3 separate regions of the Homo sapiens genome follow, and all the other regions are linked to region 1. A link is a loop called in an ENCODE intact Hi-C map of the cell type or tissue named here. Cell type or tissue: PC-3. All regions are shown on one strand.

Region 1 (8,000 bases):
GTTAGGGCTGCCATAACAAAGTCCTACAAACTGGGGACTTAAACAGCAGAAAGTTACTGTCTCACAATTCTGGAAGCTTGAAGTCCAAGATCAAGGTGCTGGCAGAGCTATGTTTCTCTGCGGGCACTAGAAACTGGCCAAGATACCAATCTACAGATACACCCTACATACAAGAAAGAGAGCTGGGAGTTGTGTTTGTAAGGAAAAAAAGCCTTCAACTAGCCATATTCTGTTACTAGGGTCTTACTTTTTCCTCACTGGCCCACTAAATACCTCCTTACTCCCAGTATTCTAACAATCAACTATAGCAACCTCAAGCGACCCAGTCCTCTAACACTGAAATCACCATCTGAGGACTATATGATGAAGGAGAACAACCTGTTTTTAATCTAAAAGTCAAATGTTATCTTGTAACCCCCTGGAACTATCCCTTTTAAGATAATAGGTGGGAATCTACTCTGGAGGTGGGGACTCACACACTGGACCAGATGGAGGACTAGCTAAAACAGGACCCAGGTGGAAGCAGCTATCCATAAGAACCCCACCAGTGCATCAAGTTACCATTGCCATGGCAACGCCCAGCGGCTACCAAACTTTTCCATGGCAATGACCTGACAACCCAGAAGTTACTACCCTTATCCTAGAAATTTTGCATAAACCACCCTTTAATTTGCATATAATTAAAAATAGGTATAAATATGACTGCAGCCCTGCCTCTGAGCTGCTATTCTGGGCACACTGCCTGTGGAGTAGACCTGCTCTGCAAGGAGCAATACCTCTGTTGCTGCTGTACACTGCCACTTCAGTACAAGTTGCTGTCTAACACCACCGGCTTGCCCTTGAATTCTTTCCTGGGCAAAGCCAAGAACCCTTCTAGGCTAAACCCCAATTTTGAGGGCTCATCTGCCTGCATGACTTTGAAGCCCTTCTCATCACTTTCAGAATTCTTAAGGTGACATTCAAGAACCCTTATTACTGGCCCCTACCACCTCCGTGGGCTCATTTCACTCCCTGCTAATCCCTGAGACAATCAGCCACCTGCCTTCTGACAGGCCACTGAACACACCCATCTTCCTTCTGCCTCTGGCTTCTGCATTTGCCATTTGACCTGCTGTGATTCCGATGCCCTAAGGAGTTCTGCAAGATGTCGGAGGAATGTACCTTTCTTGCATTTGAATTAGCAAGGAGAAAGAGAGTGTAAAAACCCAGAGTTCCGAATCCTGAGAAAGGCATTTTATGTATGAGTGAGAGTTCAGTTCATTAAAATAACTCAAATTTTATATTAAAAAAACAGATGATACTCTGTAGATCTGTAGCCATTTGCTGGCTACCTACATGCATTTCTACTTGAATCATATTTGCTTTATTCAGTTAACAAAATCAGTTAATTCTGTATTTATGAAATGGTGTATTCCTTTGGGTCTGGATTTCTTTCTTCCCCCAAATACTTCAACTGTTTTCAATCTGAGCACAAATAGAAAACAGTGATATGTCTATGTCATCCTGGGATAAATGGGAAGTATTTTGGCGCCCCTATTTGAGGCTTGATGAAAAGAATTCATTATGTTAAAAATATCATATAGCCATTATTTTTAAAAAACATGAATTAGGAAAGGCCTCATATATTGAATTATATAAAATTTCCAAAGATTTTTAAAATTTTAAATGAGAAGCATCAGTGTTATCACTTATGTAGAGTTTTATATAACTTTTTCTTTGCTTTGCGTAGCAAAAGGAAAATAAGCTTTACTTTTTAGAGTAGTTTTAGGTACACAGCAAAATTGAGCAGAAGTTACAGAGAGTTTCCATGTATTCCCTGCCCCTATACATCCATAGCCTTCCTTATTATCAACATTCTCCACCAGAGTGGTACATTAGTTCCAATCAATGAACCTACATGGACGTATCATTATTACTCAAAGTCCACAGTTTATATTAGGGTTGATTCTTGGTGTTGTACAGTCTATGGATTTGGACAAATGTGTAATGACATGTGAGCCTCTTATCTACATGACAACAGCTAATGATCCAACAAAACCATGCAAACCAGATAGTAAACCCAAGCCCTTCGTTATAGTACTATCACATTGAGTAGTTTCACTGCCCTAAAAATCCTCTGTGCTCTGCCTATTCATTCTACCTCCTGATTCCGAACAACATCTGACCCTTTTGCTGTCTCCATAGTTTTGCCTTTTCCAAAATGTCATATACTTGGAATCATAAGCATGTAGCCTTTTCAAATTGGCGTCTTTAAATTAATGAAGTTTCCTCAATGTCTTTTCATGGCTTGGTAACTCATTTCTCCCTTCCTTCCTTTTTTTCTTTTTCTTTCTTTTTTTTTTTTAACCATTCTTGAATTAATGCATAAGGAACATGTGAAGTTTGTGAAAATCAGAAATGGTTGAAAAGCAACATTTTTGCTCATTAGTTGATAGAAAAAAAACCCTTCATTTCAAAGATTTGGATCCATTTACCACGCTGCGCATTTCTTAAGCACTGAATAATATTTCATTGTCTGGATGTCCCAAAGTTTATCCATTCACCTACTGAAAAACATTTTAGTTGCTTCCAAGTTTTGATGATTATGAATAAAGCTGCTTGTGGCTGACTGCCACAATTACTTCTTGAAACTGTCACTACAACAGTTACTACTGTTATTACTTGAGACCGTCAAGACTGAATGAAGACAGACGAACGTAGAAATGAAAACTTAAGACAAAAGAAACTGTTTTAGGCCGGGCGTGGTGGCTCATGCCTGTAATCCCAGCACTTTGGGAGGCCCAGGCGAGTGGATCACGAGGTCAAGAGATCGAGAGCATTCTGGCTAACATGGTGAAACCCCGTCTCCACTAAAAATACAAAAAATTAGATGGGCGTGGTGGTGGGCGCCTATAGTCCCAGCTACTCGGGAGACTGAGGCAGGAGAATGGCGTGAACCTGGGAGGCGGAGCTTGCAGTGAGCCGAGTTCGCGCCACTGCACTCCAGCCTGGGCGACAGAGCGAGACTCCATCTCAAAAAAAAAAAAAAAAAGCAAAACTGTTTTAAAGGCAGGGGTCAGAGGAAGAAGAAGAGAGCTCCCAGCTTCTAGTGAGCAAAGGCAGCAACCCTGAGCTTTCTATAGCCCTTCTTATTTATTGGGTAGCAAGAGCAGGGAGGAGAAGGTAACGATTGGTCAGCTGCTTAATTGATCACAGGTTCATGTTATTACTAACAGACTTCAGATGTACTTAATCACAAGATTAGGGGCGTGACTGCCTTCAGCATTCCTTCTGGGTGGCATATGCAGTTTGTCAGTTTGCCAACATTCTGCATTTATGAGAAACAGTTTGCTGCTTACTCATACAGCCTCCAGTGGCATACTGAGTTGATCACAACCCTCATTCTTTCCGCCTCCAACAGCTGCTGCTATAAACATTTGTATGCAAGTTTTTGTGTGGATATAAGTTTTCACTCCTTTGGGTAAATACGAATGAACACAATTGCTGGATTGTTTGGTTTTGCAAGAGATTGCCAAACTATATTCCAAAGTGGCTGTACCACTTTTCATTCCCATCAACAATAAATGAGAGTTTCTGTTGCTCCACATCGTCGTCAGCATTTGGTGTTATCAGTGTTCGGGATTTCGGCCATTCTCATAGGTGTGCAATGACAACTCCTTGTGTGATTTTGCATTTTCCTAAGGACATATGATGTGGAGCATCTTTTCACATGCTTATTTGCCATCTGTATTTATTCTCTGGTAAAGCATTTGGTAAGGCCTTTGGCTTGTTTTTGGTAAGTCATGCTCTCATTTTCATTTAGTTCAAAATATTTTAAAATTTCCCTTGAGATGTCTTTTTTTTTTTTTTTTTGCTCTTTTATTTTTGTCTTTGCTGTGTTACTTAGAGGTGTGTTGTTTAATCTCCCGTGATTTTGGGATTTCCTAGCTATCTTTCTGTTACTGATTGGCAGTTTAATTCCACTGCAGTCTGAGAGCAGACATTATATGATTTATATTCTTTTAGATTTATTAAGATATGTTTTACTTGTTATTAGGACAAAGTGGTAACTTCCCATCTCCTTATATGTAGAACTAGAAATTGGAAGTTCTATGTGACTTTTCATATAGAGTTTTGTGCTTAAAATGCTCCATATAATTCCTGATCAAGAGCCTTCAATGAAGATCTTATATTCTTGATGGTCACTGTCAATGAAACACTCTTTTTGCAAAATTTAGCCTGTTTTAAGCTATTGACAAGTCATAGCACTTGAAATCACACTTAATCTATCAGCTCTCCTTTTTCTTGCAATAATAAATATGGTTATTGTGATAATGCATATTAAGTATTTTCATATTAAGTATTTTAAAGTGATGATCAAGCTATAATTTGCAGAATATGCATGATTGTTAGTTTGTGTAGATAGCTTGGAAACCATTGCAAGGGCACATTTTACTTTCCTGCATCAAAGTATTCTATGACTGATTATACCATTGTCTTCATGACAAAGTAGAGGCTATCTAAAATGACTTATGTATTAATAGTTTCTGCTTACATGTCTGACCTACTCTGTAGCCTGGTTCATACATTTTATCTTGCTATGCTTGCTTCTTCTGACCCCCAGGGCTTTGCATGTGCTGCTCCTTTTCTTGAACCCATACTCATAGGGCTAACACTTGCCTCTTGAGGAAAGGAGCATATCATCTTCAGTACTGTTTCCTTAGTGCAGCCGTGAAGGTACACAGTAGGAAAGTTACTGTTTAATGATAGAATAATGCCACCTTTTGGTGTGAGGAGTTGGTCATTGTAGGGGTTGACATTTCAACTGTGAAAAATGTATAAGATTTGGGCATATTAGTATATGAGTGGGAAGACCCTTTGAGTGAACTAAACAGATAGCTAAAGCATGGAGAGTGGGTTGTGATTAAGGAGTTCTCCAGTTTGGCTGAAGAAACAAGGAGGAGTGCAAAATAGTACTTGATTGGAAGGCTAGAGCCAGATTTTAGTAATTATTAAATAAGGATACAGTTCTGAAATTTATTCTCTAGATAGTTCAAGAGATTTAAGTAGAGAAATCTTCAATTTATTAAAAGTTCCAAAAATAACATTGTTGAAGTTCTACCCCTAAATATTAATCCAGCATCAATGTGTACATTAAATAATGAAGTATACCCAAAACATTAAGAAAAGTTACCCTTTAGCCACATGCGTTCAGTTAGGCTTGGAAGTGGTGATATAATTTGGTTGTGTCCCCACCCAAATCTCATGTTGAATTGTAATTCCCAGTGTTGGAGGAGGGACCTGGTGGGAGATGTCTGGATCATTGGGGCAGATTTCCCTCATGCTGTTCTCATGATAGAGAGTGAGCTCTCATGAGATCTGGTGGTTTTAAAAGTGTGTGGCACTTCCCCCCTTGCTCCTGCTCTCTTTCTCATGCTCCATCATGTGAGAATGTGCTTGCTTCCCCTTCACCCTCCACCATGATTGTAAGCTTCCTGAAGCCTCCCAGTCATGCTTCCAGTTAAGCCTGCAAAACTAAGAGTCATTTAAACTTCTTTTCTTCATAAATTATGCAGTCTCAGGTAGTTCTTTATAGCAGTGTGAGAACAGACTAATACAAGTGGACATCTACTAAACTTTCTGCCAGTAATCTTCTTCCTTGGAAACTGACTTAGGCAATCTACAAGGTTACCAGACTGGATTCTGGCTGAAATTTTTTTTCATGATGACCTTATGACTCTAGCCATAGAAACTGACTTCAGGGTTGCTTGGCCCTTCACTGACCAGTACTAGAGTTAAATTCCTGGAATTTGGCTATGTCTAAGAGATTCTAGCTTCTGTCTGGATGTATCTCCTGAATAGAAATGCAACACCTGGAAACAATTGGTTATCATGTCTCCTGCTGTATACAGACAATGTAGCAGAACAGTCCAAAGAACGACAAAAAAAAAAAAAAAAAAAAAAACCAACAACAACAAGCAACAAAAATGTAAGCAGGCACCCAAAGAGAAAAAAGAAGAAAGATGCAGAGAAGACCCTGACTGCCTTCCAGGGCCTGGCTCCACTGCCCATCTGAAGGCAGCTATAGTACTGTCAGTGGGGTCTGTGAGACTCCTATATCCTTATAAAACACCCTTCACATACATATACATTGAATTTTCCTAAAGCTAAAATGGGCTGATTTATTTTACCTACCAGAAAGGAGTTTTAACAAATCCGCAACTACAACAATGAAGATCACTACTACTAAGTTTCTTTTATTATAATCATGTCAAGAAAAATAAAATCCAATAATTATAAACCATTGGTGTCAACATATAAAAATTTCTTATATTAATTGCTTCCAAGATTTTTTAAATACTAAAAATTTTAAGATGTAAAATACTACATTTGATTTATTATTTCATTAAGATTCTAAGCAAACTAATAAAGGTTAAAATTTTAGTGAATAACCTACTTTGATAAAAGTGACAATGTATTTATTAAAATTATAATTAGGTTTTACTGAATGATTTAAGATGTTATTTTTCTCCATATCACTGAGCCAGGAGCATTTAATGTTAAAAATAGACTTGGCAATATTTGGCAAAATGTAAAAATGTAAAGTTAATTAGATTTCAAACTCAATTACAGTGACATCATAAATACTGATTTATTGTAATTCAGCATCTTGTATCCAGAAATTAGAGTAGGTAGACCTCTGGTAAATCTATCAGAATATTTCAGACTTTAATAGAAGACATTAAAACATTCTACTCATTTAAACAGCTATTCATTATATACTCATTACATGTAAGCAGCTACTCATTCTGTGCATATACTCATGTCTAAAACAGTGGCTCTCACACTTGGCTATATGTGAGTCACCTGTGACACATCATGAGTTTTTATTTTTCACCACTGGAAAATCTAACTCAGGTGATCTGGATCTATGACTAGTGTCAAAGTCAAATAAAACTAGAGATGAATCTCTAAATTTAAAATGTTTTATTTGGGAAGCAAGACTTATAATTTGGGGCATACACACAGACTGGGTGGTCCATGGTATGTCTGTAAAACAAAGAGGTTAGAGGTTTTATAAAAAAACAAAAACAAAAACGAGAAATGTTGCATATTATTTTGTAGGAAAGTTTATTGGCACTAGTAAAGTTTGGGGGAGCTGGCAACTTCTGATTGGTGAGTGACAGCCTTGGGTAAAACTAGTCTTAGAGTCACAGCAGGTTGTTTCAGTAATTAGAAAAACCAATTTCAGGTTACAGAAGGCAGTTTCAGCAACCAGGCTTGCATAGAATTGCATTCTTTGATCAATGTTATGTGTTCTGAATGCTTTTTCCCCCTGGCCAATTGACTGTTTTAGTTGGATATGATAAAAATGACCCAATTCATGTGACCAACTTTTATACCAGGCATCTGTATGTCTGAAGAAGTGACACTGATACACAGCCCAACTTAGGGAATCACTCCCTACCTTATAGAATCCTTTGCCTTGATCCAATAATTTTGTATATATAAAAGCATTAGGTGTAAAAGGAAATGATTAGCAGTTGATTCTATTTAGATTTATTAAATATAAAGCAAAACGGGTACATGACCTCTGTCTTTTTTATCCCAGGACATCTAAAGGAAATATGTTTTAAAGCTAGAAAAGTATGATAAAATAAATGAGAGAGGGTTAGAGATAAAACCTCCACAGAAGTTGCAAATGAGTTTTGAATGTTCTTATTGTGTTGGGTTCTTTGAAACATAATTTATAATGGAAAAATAATCTCAGTGATATTTTTAATGAGAACTATTTCTTACCTTTTAAAAATGTTTGATTTTTATAGATACATAATAGTTGTACATATTTATAGTGTACATGTCATATTTTGATACAAGAACACAATGTATAATTATCAAAGCAGGGTAATTGGTATATCCATCACCTCAAACATTTATCATTTCTTTGTGTTGGGAATATTCCAAATCCACTTCTCTAGTTATTTTTAAATATACGATATTTTCACTATTGTGCTACTGAA
Region 2 (8,000 bases), 87 kb after region 1:
GGCATGCTATGGTTACCACCTCTGCGTGTTGATTCACTTACAAGGAATGCCCTCCCCAGCCAGCTGGTCCAATTAAATGCTTCCTTGGCTATCAGTCTGAAGGGTTTGCACTCTCTTCTGATCTCCTAGTGTAATACAGCAATTTCCCCTAAAGTATGCTTGCATTAGTTTGTGACATCTCTTCCAGTATTATGTTGAACTCCTCCTTAAATCATATAAGGTTGTTTAGCTCTGTTTCTTCTTCCCCTCAATTAGATTATAAAGCAATCTGAGACTCCCTCGCCTTCTGCTTGGACTGGAATCCTACCTCCCTCTCTTATGAGCTCCATGACCTGGACAAGTTACTTCATTTTAGTGTGCCTCAGTTTCCTCATTTATATAATAAAATGGAGATAATAATGTCTATCTCATAGAATTAAAAGAGATAATATGTAAAGAACTTGGGACAGTGCCTACTGTACATATAACACCAATTAAATATTAACTGCCATAACTTATTAGAAGGTATTTTAATGTAAGGATTATGTTTCATATTTCTTTATATCTTCCACAACAGTTGGAAAATTTTACTAGGGACTGATGAGTAAAGATTTATATATTTGTTGACTGTTTTATTAACAAGATTAACTTTTGTTAATAAGACTATCCCAAGCAGGCAAATCTTGGGGACTTTATTAATACTCTATGATGTATCAACATTGTATTATGTGCTGTGCATACATTCTTTTACTAAGCATTCACAATAATTCTTTTCCCACATGGCTTTTATATGTGGTTTTAAAAATTTAACTTTAGACTATGTATGCATATGCATGTGTACAGGCAATTTAAAAAGCCAAATAGTACTTTAAGGAAATGAAACAGTAGTTCCCCAACCCAACATCCCTCCAAAAAGTAGAAATATTCAGTAGGTATTATCTGTTGACTTCCTGTTATGAAGATTTTAATTTAACTCTCTTAACACTCCCACATCCTTCCAGCATAATTAATTGCAGTTTGAAATTAACATTGTATTTATTGTATTGGTACTATGTAAAAATTGTTAACAAGTTAGCATGTAGTGTATTATTAATTTCCTTTTTTGTACCAAATTCTTTATACTTTTAGTTGGTAATTGCCTGATTTTGTTGTTTTCTCATTTTTTTAATGTACCTTTTGCTAACTTTGCACAGAACCATATACTTCCTTGAAACATGGTCAAAAACTTTAGACAAACTGTGAGTTCCACTTTTTTCCTTCTTCTTTTCAGAGTACAAACCTCTTGTAGTTCTTCATTGTCATTCACCAGTCTGGACTTTCTGTTACATCATCCTGAGAATTACCTTGCCTCTTTAGTTATTATTGTTGGATGCCTGGCTTCTTGAACTCTTGTCTTCCTTTTCTTATATTTCTCCGCATTTCGAAGGTGTGTATTCTCCAATAGCTTCCTGGAAAAAAAGGGGCATGGGGAGGTAATTTTCTTTTTTAGATTTTTTTAAATTTTGAAAAGGCTTTTATTCTGCCTACAAACTTGATCGATAGTTAGTCTAGGTCTTAAAATCTAAGTTGAAACCATTTTCCTTAGGATTTTGAAGGCATTTCTCCAATTGACATCTAATTTCAGAATTACTTTCAGAATATTAATGTCATTCTGATTCTTAATTCTTTATGTTTGATTCACTTTTATTCTATTGAAAGTTATGGTTTTGTCTCTAAACTTGGAACTCCGAAATTTTAATCACAATGTGCCTTGTGTTAGTCTGTTTCCATTCACTATGCTGAACCATTCAGTCTAGAAATTTGTGCCTTCCAATTTTGGAAACTATTATTATATTATTATTTTGATAATTTTTTTCAGTATACTCTTTTTAGAACTCTTATTAGTCAGACTGTTAATCTTTTTTTTCTTTTTTTTTTTTTTTTTTTTTTTTGAGACGGAGTCTCGCTCTGTCGCCCAGGCCGGACTGCGGACTGCAGTGGCGCAATCTCGGCTCACTGCAAGCTCCGCTTCCCGGGTTCACGCCATTCTCCTGCCTCAGCCTCCCGAGTAGCTGGGACTACAGGCGCCCGCCACCGCGCCCGGCTAATTTTTTGTATTTTTAGTAGAGACAGGGTTTCACCTTGTTAGCCAGGATGGTCTCGATCTCCTGACCTCATGATCCACCCGCCTCGGCCTCCCAAAGTGTCAGACTGTTAATCTTAGAACTCCTATTAGTTCTCTAAACCTTGTATCTTTTCTATTTTTGTTTCTCATCTTGTTATATTTTCTTAAAATTTCTCAACTTTTATCCAGTGCTTCTGTTGAACTTTTATTATTGCTGTAATATTTGTAATTTCCATGAGCTCTTACTTATTCTCTGAATGTTTTTAACCAGCATTATTTACTCATTTAACATATATAATATCTTCTTTTATATGTGATGATATTAAATATACAGGATTTTGCTTTGTTTTGACGGTGGTTTGTTTTCTTCTTCTGTTTGCATTGTCTGTCTTCCGAGTTTCTTTTTGTCCGTGTTTGTTAGTTTTGTTCTCTGTATTTCATGTTGGAGGCCTCCTCAAGCATCTTATGATCCATAATGTTTCCTTCAATATTTACAAATGAGACTCCAACAAGCTAGTTGTAAACTGTGTGTGTTTCCTGGTTGGCTTCAGTGTAGGGTTATTGGGTTGGGAACTTGACAGTGTGGGAAACAACCCCATATGTTAGCATCTAAAAGTATTTTCTCTTAGTCTCATTCATTTCCCTAAAAAGAAATCCTCTGAAGTCTCACCTGGAATGGAACAGAGAGGTATAAGCCTGGCTACCAACATTCTGGGATCTTAGTCTCACCAGGGAGTTACAGGTCTCACCATTCAATGTTTGCCTTTCCTACCCTTCTTCTTTCACTGTCAGTTTTCCTAGAGTTGAGAACTACTCTGATTTTGATTTTTCCATTTAATGCCCCTTGCCTCTTCTCTGGATAGGAGAAATGGCAAAAACCTTCTTTGTCAAACAGCACTTCAATTAGAAGCAAAACCATTAGTGCTTTGTGCGCACATTGAGCAACTGGGATCCTTCAGGATTGGCTGCTCTCGAGAAAGAAAGCTTCCCACGGGTCACCACACCCCACCCCACTACTTTATCCACAGGGAAGCAGCTGTATCAAATGGCCAATGGTCCTAGTTCCTGGCAGAAAGTAAAAGCATGATAATAGTCTCCTAAATGCTCTGCATATGAGAAGCGTCCTTCAGGTCTGTCGACTTTATATACACTTTCAACTGATCCTCCTATTTTCAGTTTAATTCCTAATCTCCAAAGGTTCTTTGTGCCTCCAATTTCTGAGCCTTTCTGGGGTTCTGCAGCATAAACAGACTGGCTACAGGCAGGAAGGTTTTAGCTTTCTACTTTCTGCTAAATCGGTAACAATTCAAACACCTTTCTGCATCTCCTCTGCCATTTATTCTTTTGTGTTTTTATGCCTTTAAAAAATTATTTTTAATTTTAGTTAAAATGACACTGTAATTTTAGTGGCATTTTGAGAAAGAGTGAAAATAAATACGAATAGTCACTTATTTTTTCAACAGAAGTCACTATATATATATATACATATACTATGTATATGTGTTACTGCTTAACCATTTCATGAAATGCTCTCTATTATCATCTTAAGAACAGAGACTCCTTTATCAGCTATATGAATTTAGCATCTGGCTAGGAACTTTGGAAAAACTGGATATGTCAAAATAGAGAACAGAAGTATATGTTGAATAATCTTCTTTGCCCCTGGAATAGAAATACCTAGCAAATAAGGCAAACTGTGAATCAGCTTTTCCCTCTTAAATGGCTTAAAGAGGGGGCTCTTCTTAACCAAAATGCTACCTAAAATGCAACAAAGTACATCAACATATGTCTTTTGCAAAGCCAATTAACTTGTAATTTATATTTTTAAAAATATTCAGATATGACTCATGTTTCTTAATAAAATTCCTTGACAAAAAGTGAATTCAAGGCCCAGGGTTTGCTGGAGATAACAATCCACCTGGTAAGACATGGATTTAGACTAATTTTTAATCACTAATTTTATGTTTTCCATGTTTAATATGTTTAATCACTAATGTTTATCATGCTTCTACTTTGTGCCAGGAACTAGGACCATTGGCCATTTGATACCGCTGCTTCCCCATGGATAAAGTAGGGGGTGTGGTGGCCCATAGGGAGTTTTCTTTCTCGAGAGCAGCCAATCCTGAAGGATCACAGTTGCCCAATGTGCGCACAAAGCACTAATGGTTTTGCATCGGATTGAAGGGCTGTTTGACAAAGGTTTTCGCTATTTCAAATACGTAACTGGAGTCTAAGTTTCCAAAAGGTGCTCCCAAGATAAAAAATTTCTGTGATGATATCAGCTTGCACTTAATGGACAAACCAGATTCTTTGAGAAATGTCAGTAGTTTTAATTTAGCAGCTGAAATCTGAATATGTTTCAGTGTTTCTTAGTGAAGCCTTTTCTGCTGCGAAGGATCCACAAAGTCCAGTGTAATTTCAGGATAAGCAGATATGATGTGTGGAGGGTGCAAACTGGCAGTCTGCATGCTGCTTCCAGAACGTGATGTGCATTGCTTGCCTAGGCTCCAGCCTTTCCACCTCAGCTGCTTTGCCCTTTACCTAAGATGTGATTTATTTATATACCTGCCTAACTCATTTTACTTCAGGATGGAGATTAACTATTATCAGCTTCAGGAAGTCTTCCGTAACCTTCCCACACACCTTGAACAATATTCTATTATAACATTTAACAAATATCTGTAATTGTTTTTGCCACTAGACCATGGCCTCTCAAGGACAAAGCTTAGGAATGAGTCATATTACCGCTCAACTAATACAGTGCATGACATATAAGATAGAGTCAATAAACATATGAATGAATGGACAATGAGTGACGCTGCCAAGAACAGAGATTTAGTTTAGTTCCCTTTCCTTTGATTAGCAATCTTGGTCTAGGTGTTATGTACGTAACAGCCATCATCTTATGGGCTTATAATAAAATAAATAAAACAATAAAATAACACGTCACTTAGCTATAAATGAATGAGTAATGTCTCTTAATCTTTCCTATTAATTGTGAGTCATAGGATCTGGGCATGGTACATAATATGTCCCATCATAATATTAAATATATTGCAGGGCGGTACAAACAAACCATTCTATCAGGCATAGAGAAGAATGATGTAGAGCCTAAGACTAACATAAACTCAAAGGGCAGAAAATAAGACAAAATATGCAAGCAAGGTAACAAACTGCATGCCATTTACCAGATTATAGTTCATTTTCCATTTAAAATTTAAATTATATTTAAATTCCATTTAAAGTAAAAGAAATGGTTAAAAAATACCAATCCAGCTATTGCGGGAAGTCAGGAACCCCGAATGGAGGGATCAGCTGAAGCCATGGCAGAAGAACATAAATTGTGAAGATTTCATGGACATTTATTAGTTCCCCAAATTAATACTTTTATAATTTCATACGCTTGTCTTTACTGCAATCTCTGAACATAAATTGTGAAGATTTCATGGACACTTATCACTTCCCTAATCAATACCCTTGTGATTTCCTATGCCTGTCTTTACTTTAATCTCTTAATCCTGTTATCTCGTAAACTGAGGAGGATGTATGTCACCTCAGGACCCTGTGATGATTGCGTTAACTGCACAAATTGTAGAGCATGTGTGTTTGAACAATATGAAATCTGGGCACCCTGAAAAAAGAGCAGGATAACAGCAATGTTCGGGGAACAAGAGAGATAACCTTAAACTCTGACAGCCAGTGAGCCAGGTGGAACAGAGCCATATTTCTCGTCTTTCAAAAGCAAATGGGAGAAATACTGCTGAATTCTTTTTCTCAGCAAGGAACATCCCTGAGAAAGAGAATGCGTCCCTGAGGGTAGGCCTCTAAAATGGCCGCTTCGGTGGGCGGCCGTCTTCTATGGTCGAGCTGTAGGGATGTAATAAGCCCCAGTCTCCCATAGCGCTCCCAGGCTTATTAGGACGAGGAAATTCCCGCCTAATAAATTTTGGTCAGACCGGCTGTCTGCTCTCAAACCCTGTCTCCTGATAAGATGTTATCAATGATAATGCATGCCCGAAACTTCATTAGCAATTTTAATTTCACCCTGGTCGTGTGGTCCTGTGATCTTGCCCTGCCTCCATTTGCCTTGTGATATTCTATTACCTTGTGAAGCACGTGATCTCTGTGACCCACACCCTATTCGTACACTCCCTCCCCTTTTGAAAATCACTAATAAAAACTTGCTGGTTTTGCGGCTCAGTGGGCATCACGGAACCTGCCAACATGTGATGTCTCCCCTAGACACCCAGCTTTAAAATTTCTCTTTTGTACTCTTTCCCTTTATTTCTCAGGCCGGCCGACATTTAGGGAATATAGAAAAGAACCTACGTGAAATATCGGGGGTGAATTTTGCCCGATATCTGGCTGAATTTCCCCCGATATCCAGCCTGACCAGTTCTGTGGTTTCTATTAGTAAATGAAAACTATGCTTTTTCCACTCTGTCAGTTTCAGATTATTTCTTATCTTCCCTCTCGTATAAAGTTTCCCAGCTTCTGTGGAAATTGTTCCATTGAGCAATGCTACTGTTCAACACCTTCTGCTTGCTGTTAGGTACTGACCTCTCTTCAACCCTGCTTTTGATTTATAAAAACTTCAACACCCTCAGAGTCTTCCTGTCTGTCCAACATCCACCCATTTTCAGGATGACATCATATCCTTATTTGATACTCTGGTCACTTACTGCCTTGACTTACTAACTTCCATGGACCTCCTCCATGTCAGCCAGTCATTCCCATAGACACACCCTGGAAGATGTCATTGTCTGGAATTGCTCCAACTCCAAAAACATTTTTTCAAACATCAGTCTCTCTGCATAAACTTTAATCAAATGACTCTCAACCTATCATTCTTTGTCCTCATTGAGATCTTCCAACTCATAGATTCTTTACTTTGTATCTTCCTCTCAGTTCCTGTCTGTCTTCATTTCTTCCTCTCCAGATTGACATTCTATGGCCCATCACTTCCTCCTTCTTTTCAATGCCCTTATCTTTCCTATCTCATTTTTCTGTTGTATGTGCCTGGCAAAATGCCAGAGGTAGATGAACCCTACTGTTGCCCATTTCTAAATCTTCAGATGATCTGCTGGAGAAAATAAGACAACCAAATGGACACTACACCATCTTAACTGAACTTTGAACACAGTATATGTTTCTTCATCAACCCTCTGTCCCATCCTCCCCCTCACCTATTTCACACTTTTTTCGCTTTTCTCAAGTTTCCACCCTTCCTCTCAATACACCTTTCACTGAGCCTCCATAGATTTCCCCTTCTAATTAGCAGATGTAAGGCGAGCATCAGCCTTCCTACAAACATGCTCTTAAAAGCTTAATTTCCCTAGACTTTTAGGAGAAGGAAGGTTTTGCCTCTCAGGCTTCTGGAAGTTGTTTTTCATGCATTGCCTGAGTCTCCTCTTCTTTCCAAACTCCATCAAGGAAAAGCCTCCCTTACTGCTGGCTGCCTCCCTGAATACCTGGGTACAGCCTCTTCAAAGTCCCGCCTGGGTTTCAGCAGAGGGGTGGATGTAAGGCAGGCCACACTTTTTTTTTAAACTTCATACAGTTATTCCTTGCAATGGTATCAGGTAAAGCTATCCTGATGTATTAGATTTTTCTGAAGAGTTGGTGGTAGATACTCTATTATATGAGGGAAATTAAAAATGCAAATAAAATAAAAACAATAACAAAAACACTTGGCTAAATATACTGGTAACCATAGTCCAAGAGAAAATAAGAAAAAAGTCAACTTATTCTCAAGAGGTACCCTCATGGTCAGATCCCATTTAATAGCATTGGTCCGTTGTCCTACAGAGCTACAGATCAGTCCTACCTTTCAAGAGCTCCTGCTTCTTCAAACCTTTGCAGTGTGAATATCTGTCCCAATTTAAGGATACTCCAGTACCCACCTTTGGGGTTTGGT
Region 3 (8,000 bases), 190 kb after region 1:
GGTCTTGACTGTTTGTCCAATTTGCCAGTCTGTGTCTTTTAATTGGAGCATTTAGCCCATTTACATTTAAGGTTAATATTGTTATGTGTGGATTTGATCCTGTCATTATGATGTTAGCTGGTTATTTTGCTCATTAGTTGATGCAGTTTCTTCCTAGCCTCGATGGTCTCTACCATTTGGCATGTTTTTGCAGTGGCTGGTACCGGTTGTTCCTTTCCATGTTTAGTGCTTCCTTCAGCAGCTCTTTTAGGGCAGGCCTGGTGCTCTTTTAGGGCAGGCCTGAGAGACAAAATCTCTCAGCATTTGCTTGTCAGTAAAGTATTTTGTTTCTCCTTCACTTATGAAGCTTAGTTTGGCTGGATATGAAATTCTGGGTTGAAAATTCTTTTCTTTAAGAATGTTGAATATTGGCCCCCACTCTCTTCTGGCTTGTAGAGTTTCTGCCAAGAGATCAGCTGTTAGTCTGATGGGCTTCCCTTTGAGGGTAACCCAACCTTTCTCTCTGGCTGCCCTTAACATTTTTTCCTTCATTTCAACTTTGGTGAATCTGACAATTATGTGTCTTGGAGTTGCTCTTCTCGAGGAGTATCTTTGTGGCGTTCTCTGTATTTCCTGAATTTGAATGTTGGCCTGCCTTGCTAGATTGGGGAAGTTCTCCTGGATAATATCCTGCAGAGTGTTTTCCAACTTGGTTCCATTCTCCCTGTCACTTTCAGGTACACCAGTCAGACATAGATTTGGTCTTTTCACATAGTCCCATATTTCTTGGAGGCTTTGTTCATTTCTTTTTATTCTTTTTTCTCTAAACTTCTCTTCTCACTTCATTTCATTCATTTGATCTTCCATCACTGATACCCTTTCTTCCAGTTGATTGAATCAGCTACTGAGGCTTCTGCATTCATCACGTAGTTCTTGTGCCTTGGTTTTCAGCTCCATCAGGTCCTTTAAGGATTTCTCTGCATTGATTATTCTAGTCAGCCATTCGTCTAATTTTTTTTCAAGGTTTTTAACTTCTTTGTCATGGGTTCGATCTTCCTCCTTTAGTTCAGAGTAGTTTGATCATCTGAAGCCTTCTTCTCTCAACTCGTCAAAGTCATTCTCTGTCCAGCTTTGTTCCATTGCTGGTGAGGAGCTGCGTTCCTTTGGAGGAGGAGAGGCACTCTGATTTTTAGAGTTTCCAGTTTTTCTGCTCTGTTTTTTCCCCATCTTTGTGGTTTTATCTACCTTTGGTCTTTGATGATGGTGACAAACAGATGGGGTTTTGGTGTGGATGTCCTTTCTGTTTGTTAGTTTTCCTTCTAACAGTCAGGACCCTCAGCTGCAGGTCTGTTGGAGTTTGCTGGAGGTCCACTCCAGACCCTGTTTACCTGGGTATCAGCAGCAGAGGCTGCAGAACAGCAGATATTGGTGAACAGCAAATGTTGCTGCCTGATGATTCCTCTGGAAGTTTTGTCTCAGAGGAGTACCCAGCCATGTGAGGTGTCAGTCTGCCCCTTCTCGGGGGTGCCTCCCACTTAGGCTACTCAGGGGTCAGGGACCTACTTGAGGAGGCAGTCTGTCCGTTCTCAAATCTCCAGTGTGTGCTGGGAGAACCACTGCTCTCTTCAAAGCTGTCAGACAGGGACATTTAAGTCTGCAGAGGATTCTGCTGCCTTTTGTTTGGCAATACCCTGCCCCCAGAGGTGAAGTCTACAGAGGCAGGCAGGCCTCCTTGAGCTGTGGTGGGCTCCACCCAGTTCAAGCTTCCTGGCTGCTTTGTTTACCTACTCAAGCCTCGGCAATGGTGGGTGCCCCTCCCCCAGCCTCGCTGCCACCTTGCAGTTTGATCTCAGACTGCTGTGCTAGCTATGAGCGAGGCTCCGTGGGCATAGGACCCTCTGAGCCAGGCACAGGATATAATCTCCTGGTGTGCCATTTGCTAAGACCATTGGAAAAGCTCAGTATTAGGGTGGGAGTGACCTGATTTTCCAGGTGCCGTCTGTCACTCCTTTCTTTGACTAGGAAAGGGAATTCCCTGACCCCTTGCGCTTCCCGGGTGAGGCAATGCCTCGCCCTGCTTCGGCTCATGCTCGGTGCGCTGTACCCACTGTCCTGCACCCACTTTCCGACACTCCCCAGTGAGATGAACCCGGTACCTCTGTTGGAAATGCAGAAATCATCCATCTTCTGCGTCACTCACGCTGGGAGCTGTAGACTGGAGCTGTTCCTATTCGGCCATCTTGGCTCCACCCCCCAACATGTCTCATCATCTCAGTTTTATAGGGGATTGATATATTTAGCTTTTTGAAGAACTTATCAACTGAAGTTAAAGGCATTATATATTATGTTATTCACTGTCCCTTGTAAAATAACTCATGCAAGAAAATTGCTTTCTATTTTCAAAACAAGAAAAAATGTTTCTCCTGTAAGCAGAACTGATATGTTTATTTTTGTCAAACAATGTAAATATGTGATACATTATAGTTCCCATTTTAATTTGACTCAAAATAAACTCAATTACAATTACTGTATAAATTTAAATTTAGGGAAATTTATCTCTCTTACATGACTTTGATTTTCCATTTTTATTTTAGCACATTTAAGTTATAAATATTGTTACAAACTAATATATTTAAACTTTTTGAAATTATTAAGCTTCTACTGGGTACTGAGGTAGACATAAAAAATGGAAAAATAAAATTTGGAAAAATTTTTTTCAGTATAAATATCCATTATTGGTTATATATTAATATTTACAATGAGGAAGAATTTATCATATCTTTAAACTTAAAATTATCAGTGTCTAGAAAATTGATAATTTGGTAAAAGTCTTGTGAACACAGGACTGATAGCTATTCACAGGGCTATTTCTGGATTGGAAACCTTTATTCTTTTTCTGAACCTTAATTTCCCACATTACAAAATGGCAGCTCAACCCATAGTCACCATTCACATATAATTTTTCATCTGAAAGTTTCTAGTTAAGCAGCTTCCTTTTTCCTAGGCTCTTTTTTTAAGCCTGGAGAGAGATTGAATCACATACTTACAGTTTGTTTCCCTATAGTCAGAGAAGAATATTTGGCAGCAGAAATTTTGTAATTGACCTTCTGCTGGACTGTATTAGTACCAAGTTAGTATTTCACATAATTTCATGTACTGTTTGCCCATGATATAATTATTAAGCACATCCTGTATACACACCTCTGAGGCAAATACAAAGATAAACTAGTCATAATAGAAGGAAAAACAAGTCACCTAAAAGCAGTTGATGAATGCGATGACTCTGCCTTCTAGAAATAGGAACAATTGTTTCAAGAAAGAATGTAAATGCTTTAAAGTTGACAATACAAAAGTAACGTTGTAGCAGAAACAGGGTGCTAGGTGGAGGGAGAAGTGGAGTTCCACAGGAAAATAGAAGCAGTAATCTTCTTTGTTGCACGATAGAAATTCAAGTTAATAAATAAGCAGGCAGGAGACTGGAGAATCATTCTCCAGAGAAACTGGGCAGAACAGAAGAGATACCAGTAAAAACTGATATTTGGGTATCCCTCTGAATTTGTTAGGGCATAGGCTAAGCTGCTATAACAAACACACTTCAAACACAACGGCTAACAAGGCAGAAGTTTATCTCTTTTTCATATGACAGTCCAGAGATGGAAGTGCATTCAGAACAGTCACGAGCTCTGACCCAAGTTGACAAGGTCATCCAAGGGCCAAATGCTTTCCCTTTCATTACTCTAGCATCCGCAGGAACTGTCCTCAGAATGGCAGAGGCTGACTCACCATCACTCTTGCCAGCACTTCAGCTCACCGCGGGGGGAAAGAGGAAGCGGAAAGCAAGTGGGGCCGGGCGCAGTGGCTCACGCCTGTAATCCCAGCACTTTGGGAGGCCGAGGCGGGTGGATCACAAGGTCAGGAGTTCAAGACCAGCCTGGCCAAGATGGTGAAACCCCATCTCTACTAAAAATACAAAAAAATTAGCCGGGCGTGGTGGTGGGCGCCTGTAATCCCAGCCACTCGGGAGGCTGAGGCAGAGAACTGCTTGAATCCGGGAGGCAGAGGTTTCAGTGAGTCAAGATCGCGCCACTGCACTCCAGCCTGGGCGACACAGCGAGACTCGTCTCAAAAAAAAAAAAGAAAAAAGAAAAGAAAAGAAAGCAAGTGACTTCTTTCCTAAGAAAGTAACTAGGAAGTTGTGCACATTGGGAGGTTACTCCGAGGGAGCATCTAACAGAGCAGCGGATACCCTGCTGATATTCAAAGGGGTGAGGGTAGTTGTATTACCTAAACAAGTAGGGGAAATGGATACTGGGAAGCAATCAGCAGTTTCTGCTACAACTGCCAATAAGAAAAAAGTAGTTCACTGCCCAATCTCACCATGTACATAGAACTTAAATAATCAGTGATATGGGTCTCACTCTTTAAAATGAATATATAACCTAGAACCATCATCAACAGAAGTTTGCAGAGAGCAGAATAGAACTTCCATAGAAACTATTATTAATATCCTCTGAGAAATATAGGTAGGCACTGTATCCATAAAAAACAGAATACTTTTTTAAATGAAGGGAATATTTTTGAAAATGGTTAAAATACAAAATCAAGAAATGATCCCCAAAGAATGTGGGGAAGGGATGAGACAGAGATGATGTATGGGAAAAAGAGAGAAAATTTAAGAAAATTACTAGATTGACAAAAAGGATCAATATCTGACCAGTAAGATTTCTCTAAAAATAAGAGAAAAATATAAAGAAGACAAAAAAAACTATACCAACAACATTTCTCAGAATAAAATATGAGTTTCCCTACAGAAAAACAAGGATAAAAACATCCTATATGATCAAGAATTAAAATGGTTCTGGCTTTTCTACTATAATATTGGAAACTGTAATACAAAAAAAGATACTGTTTAAAAGTTCTAAAAGAAAATTTTTTTAACCCAATTTTCTACACTCAGCCAAATTATCAACCAAGTGTGAGAATAAAGACAGTTTCAAATATGTTGGAGCTCAAAATTTTACTTCCTGTGCATCATTTCTTAGGTGGCTCCTGGAGGGTGTGTTCCAGTACAATGAATGAATAAGTCAAGAAAGAGGAGAACTTGAGTCCAAGAAGCAAAGACAGGGCAAGGAGGTGAGCCTACAGACTTGGGGGCATCCATTGTATATTATAGTGTGTAGCAGACCCTGTCAATGTCCTGTTAATATCATTAGGGCCCTGCCACTTCAGCACACTCTGGACAACTTCCAACTTCCCCAAATCTGCTTCATTTAGACCAGGCTCTTACCAGAACCATTGACAGCTACTCTGCCTTCTTACAGAGAAGGCCAGAAATGCTAAGATATTAATACCTCCCAGAAGCAGACCTCAAATCGTGAAAGCTATTATATCAATTTAATTTTACAATTGTATTAGAGGCAATGAAAAACACAATGTTTCAGGGATCTGGCAAAGGGAAGTGAGAGATATGAGTAGGGAGAGAGTGGAAGACTAGAACAACTTGTCAACAGATAGGACCACACAGAAAAGGCAACTGTAGAAGAGACCATCTTTTCCCTACCTTTGTGCCCTTGGCCTACTCTGGAGGTTGCTATAGACAGCCCATTAGGAGCCACTGGCTACCCATGTCTGTCTGCCTAACCATGATCCCCATCCTCTGAGCCTGCTCAACGAACCAATAGTGTGGATCCCTCATGTCTGGGAGCCATTGCTGCTAGAGCAAGACTTCACCAGTGAGGGAAGAGAATAGGTAGATATATACCCAGGTCTTCATCCTGAGGAGAACAACTCAGAGTTGAGTGTGCCACCAGCTCTCAGCGGGTTCTCAGCATGCTTGAGCCCCTCTTAGCAGTACGAGAACCTCCTCAACAATGTTTCCTCTTTTGCTTTCCTTCCTTTCCCATCTTACTGCCCATCAGTACTTTCTGAGACCCCCTTCCAAGGAAACCAGTTGCTCACAAATCCTTGTCTCAGGGGAACCCGAAATAAATATCAACAACAAAAAAAATTCCTAGCAGATGGAGCAGGCAATGGCTTTCAAGACCATAAACAGACAGCTTCAATGTTAAGTGGGCTTCTCTAACAGTTCAAGCCCCTCTGTTATAGCTGAGGTTCAATGATAGCCTGTCATACACCATTGCCTCCATGGAGTGTGTTTGCAGAAATCAAGTCAAAGAGGCTGGTATTCCCCCATGGAGTTCTATGTACAGAGAGAGAAGAGACAGCCAGAGAAGCTGAGATAAGAATGAGAAAGAGACTTCACAGGAAGCAACAGTCAGAAAAAGTGATGACTCGAAGGAATAGACGCCAGAGTACTGAGAGACATAAGGATTGATACAGGGTTTCTCCTCACGTGTATGACAGTTGCTCAAGCCATTTTAATATTAAGGAACAGTGACTAAATCAGATGGAAGCCTTGGGAATATGCTTAGGACTGACATGTGGGCTTCATCTTTGTGGAGTCCTGAGAAGATAGGTTAGCAACAATGAGGAGGGGGCCCTGGGGTGGGGAAGAGCAATTCTTCTGAGAAATTCTAGCCACAAACCACTATCTGGCACAACATCCTATTCCCAAATACCTCATTCCACACATAGCCCCTCCAGCATGACCCTGTAGAACTTCTCTCCAGCCCCTGCCTCTTGGCAGACAGCCTTCTCTCAGCTGCACTGCCCATTGCTCTTTTTTTTTTTTCATATATACATTATTTATATCCAGTGGTGTGCTACAGTCAGCATATACCAGCTCACAGAAAGCCAATTTTCAAATGTTTAGGAATCCTGCAAACTCATTGGCATCACATACATTAAAATCAGCCATTCTCTAGTATGGATACAAAACAATTTGCTTATCCATTCACCTGTCGTTGCATATTTAGTTTTTTTGTTTTTATTATTATTATTATTATTATTATTATTATTATTATTATACTATAAGTTCTAGGGTACATGTGCACAATGTGCAGGTTTGATACATAGGTATACATGTACCATGTTGGTTCACTGCACCCATCAACTTATCGATTACATTAGCTATTTCTCCTAATGCTATCCCTCCCCCAGGCCCCCACCCCCCAACAGGCCCCAGTGTGTGATGTTCCCCACCCTGTATCCAAGTGATCTCATTGTTCAATTCCCACCTATGAGTGAGAACATGCAGTGTTTGGTTTTCTGTCCTTGTGATAGTTTGCTCAAAACGATGCTTTCCAGCTTCATCCATGTCCCTGCAAAGGACATGAACTCATCCTTTTTTACGGCTGCATAGTATTCCATGGTGTATGTATGCCACAGTTTCTTAATCCAGTCTATCACTGATGGACATTTGGATTGGTTCCAAGTCTTTGCTATTGTGAATAGTGCCGCAATAAACATACATGTGCATGTGTCTTTATAGTAGCATGATTTATAATCCTCTGGGTATATACCCAGTAATGGGATTACTGAGTCAAATGGTAATTCTAGTTCTAGATCCTTGAGGAATTGCCACACTGTCTTCCACAATGGTTGAACTAATTCACACTCCCACCAACAGTGTAAAAACATTCCTAGTTCTCCACATTCTCTCCAGCATCTGTTGTTTCCTGACTTTTTAATGATTGCCTTTCTAGCTGGCGTGAGATGGTATCTCATTGTGGTTTTGATTTGCATTTCTCTGATGACCAGTGATGATGAGCATTTTTTCATCTGTCTGTTGGCTGCATAGATGTCTTCTTTTGAGAAGTATCTGTTCATATCCTTTGCCCACTTTTTGATGGGGTTGTTTGCTTTTTTCTTGTAAATTTGTTTTAGTTCTTTGTAGATTTTGGATATTAGCCCTTTGTCAGAAGCGTAGATTGCAAAAATTTTCTTCCATTCTGTAGGTTGTCTGTTCACTCTGATGGTAGTTTCTTTTGCTGTGCAGAAGCTCTTTAGTTTAATTAGATCCCTTTTGTCTATTTTGGCTTTTGTTGCCATTGCTTTTGGTGTTTTAGTCGTGAAGTCCTTGTCTATGCCTATGTCCTGAATGGTATTGCCTTGGTTTTCTT

The links. Hi-C counts contacts between places; a loop is a spot of excess contacts. Peaks named below come from ENCODE experiments on the same cell type or tissue, not always from the same donor. Only the 100,000 strongest peaks of a DNase experiment are listed, where the experiment ranks them.
Region 2: it touches region 1 in a loop (6-fold over the local background); 2 of 110 quality-filtered maps call a loop at or near these places.
Region 3: a loop joins it to region 1, with 7 times the contacts of the local background. A loop is called at or near these places in 2 of 110 quality-filtered maps.

The regions. Positions count from the first base shown.
Region 1 is chr1:207,389,122-207,397,121 of GRCh38, reverse strand. No RefSeq gene overlaps it. Among named protein-coding and RNA genes, the nearest start is that of CR2, 61 kb to the left of the region's middle. In PC-3, no CTCF peak of the experiment used is centred here; DNase peaks (open chromatin) are centred at 3,341 and 6,861; H3K4me3 peaks cover 960 bases; H3K27ac peaks cover 4,608 bases.
Region 2 is chr1:207,301,894-207,309,893 of GRCh38, reverse strand. LINC02942 (long intergenic non-protein coding RNA 2942) reads right to left here. Exons shown (of 4, transcript NR_186170.1): 3 at 7,987-8,000; 4 at 1-1,427. The region is part of intron 1 of LOC107985251 (a long non-coding RNA gene); the gene reads left to right. Among named protein-coding and RNA genes, the nearest start is that of CD55, 16 kb to the left of the region's middle. In PC-3, no CTCF peak of the experiment used is centred here; DNase peaks (open chromatin) are centred at 43, 4,913 and 6,803; H3K4me3 peaks cover 350 bases; H3K27ac peaks cover 3,743 bases.
Region 3 is chr1:207,200,968-207,208,967 of GRCh38, reverse strand. The region is part of intron 1 of LOC107985251 (a long non-coding RNA gene); the gene reads left to right. Among named protein-coding and RNA genes, the nearest start is that of LINC02942, 35 kb to the left of the region's middle. In PC-3, no CTCF peak of the experiment used is centred here; a DNase peak (open chromatin) is centred at 3,737; H3K27ac peaks cover 1,607 bases.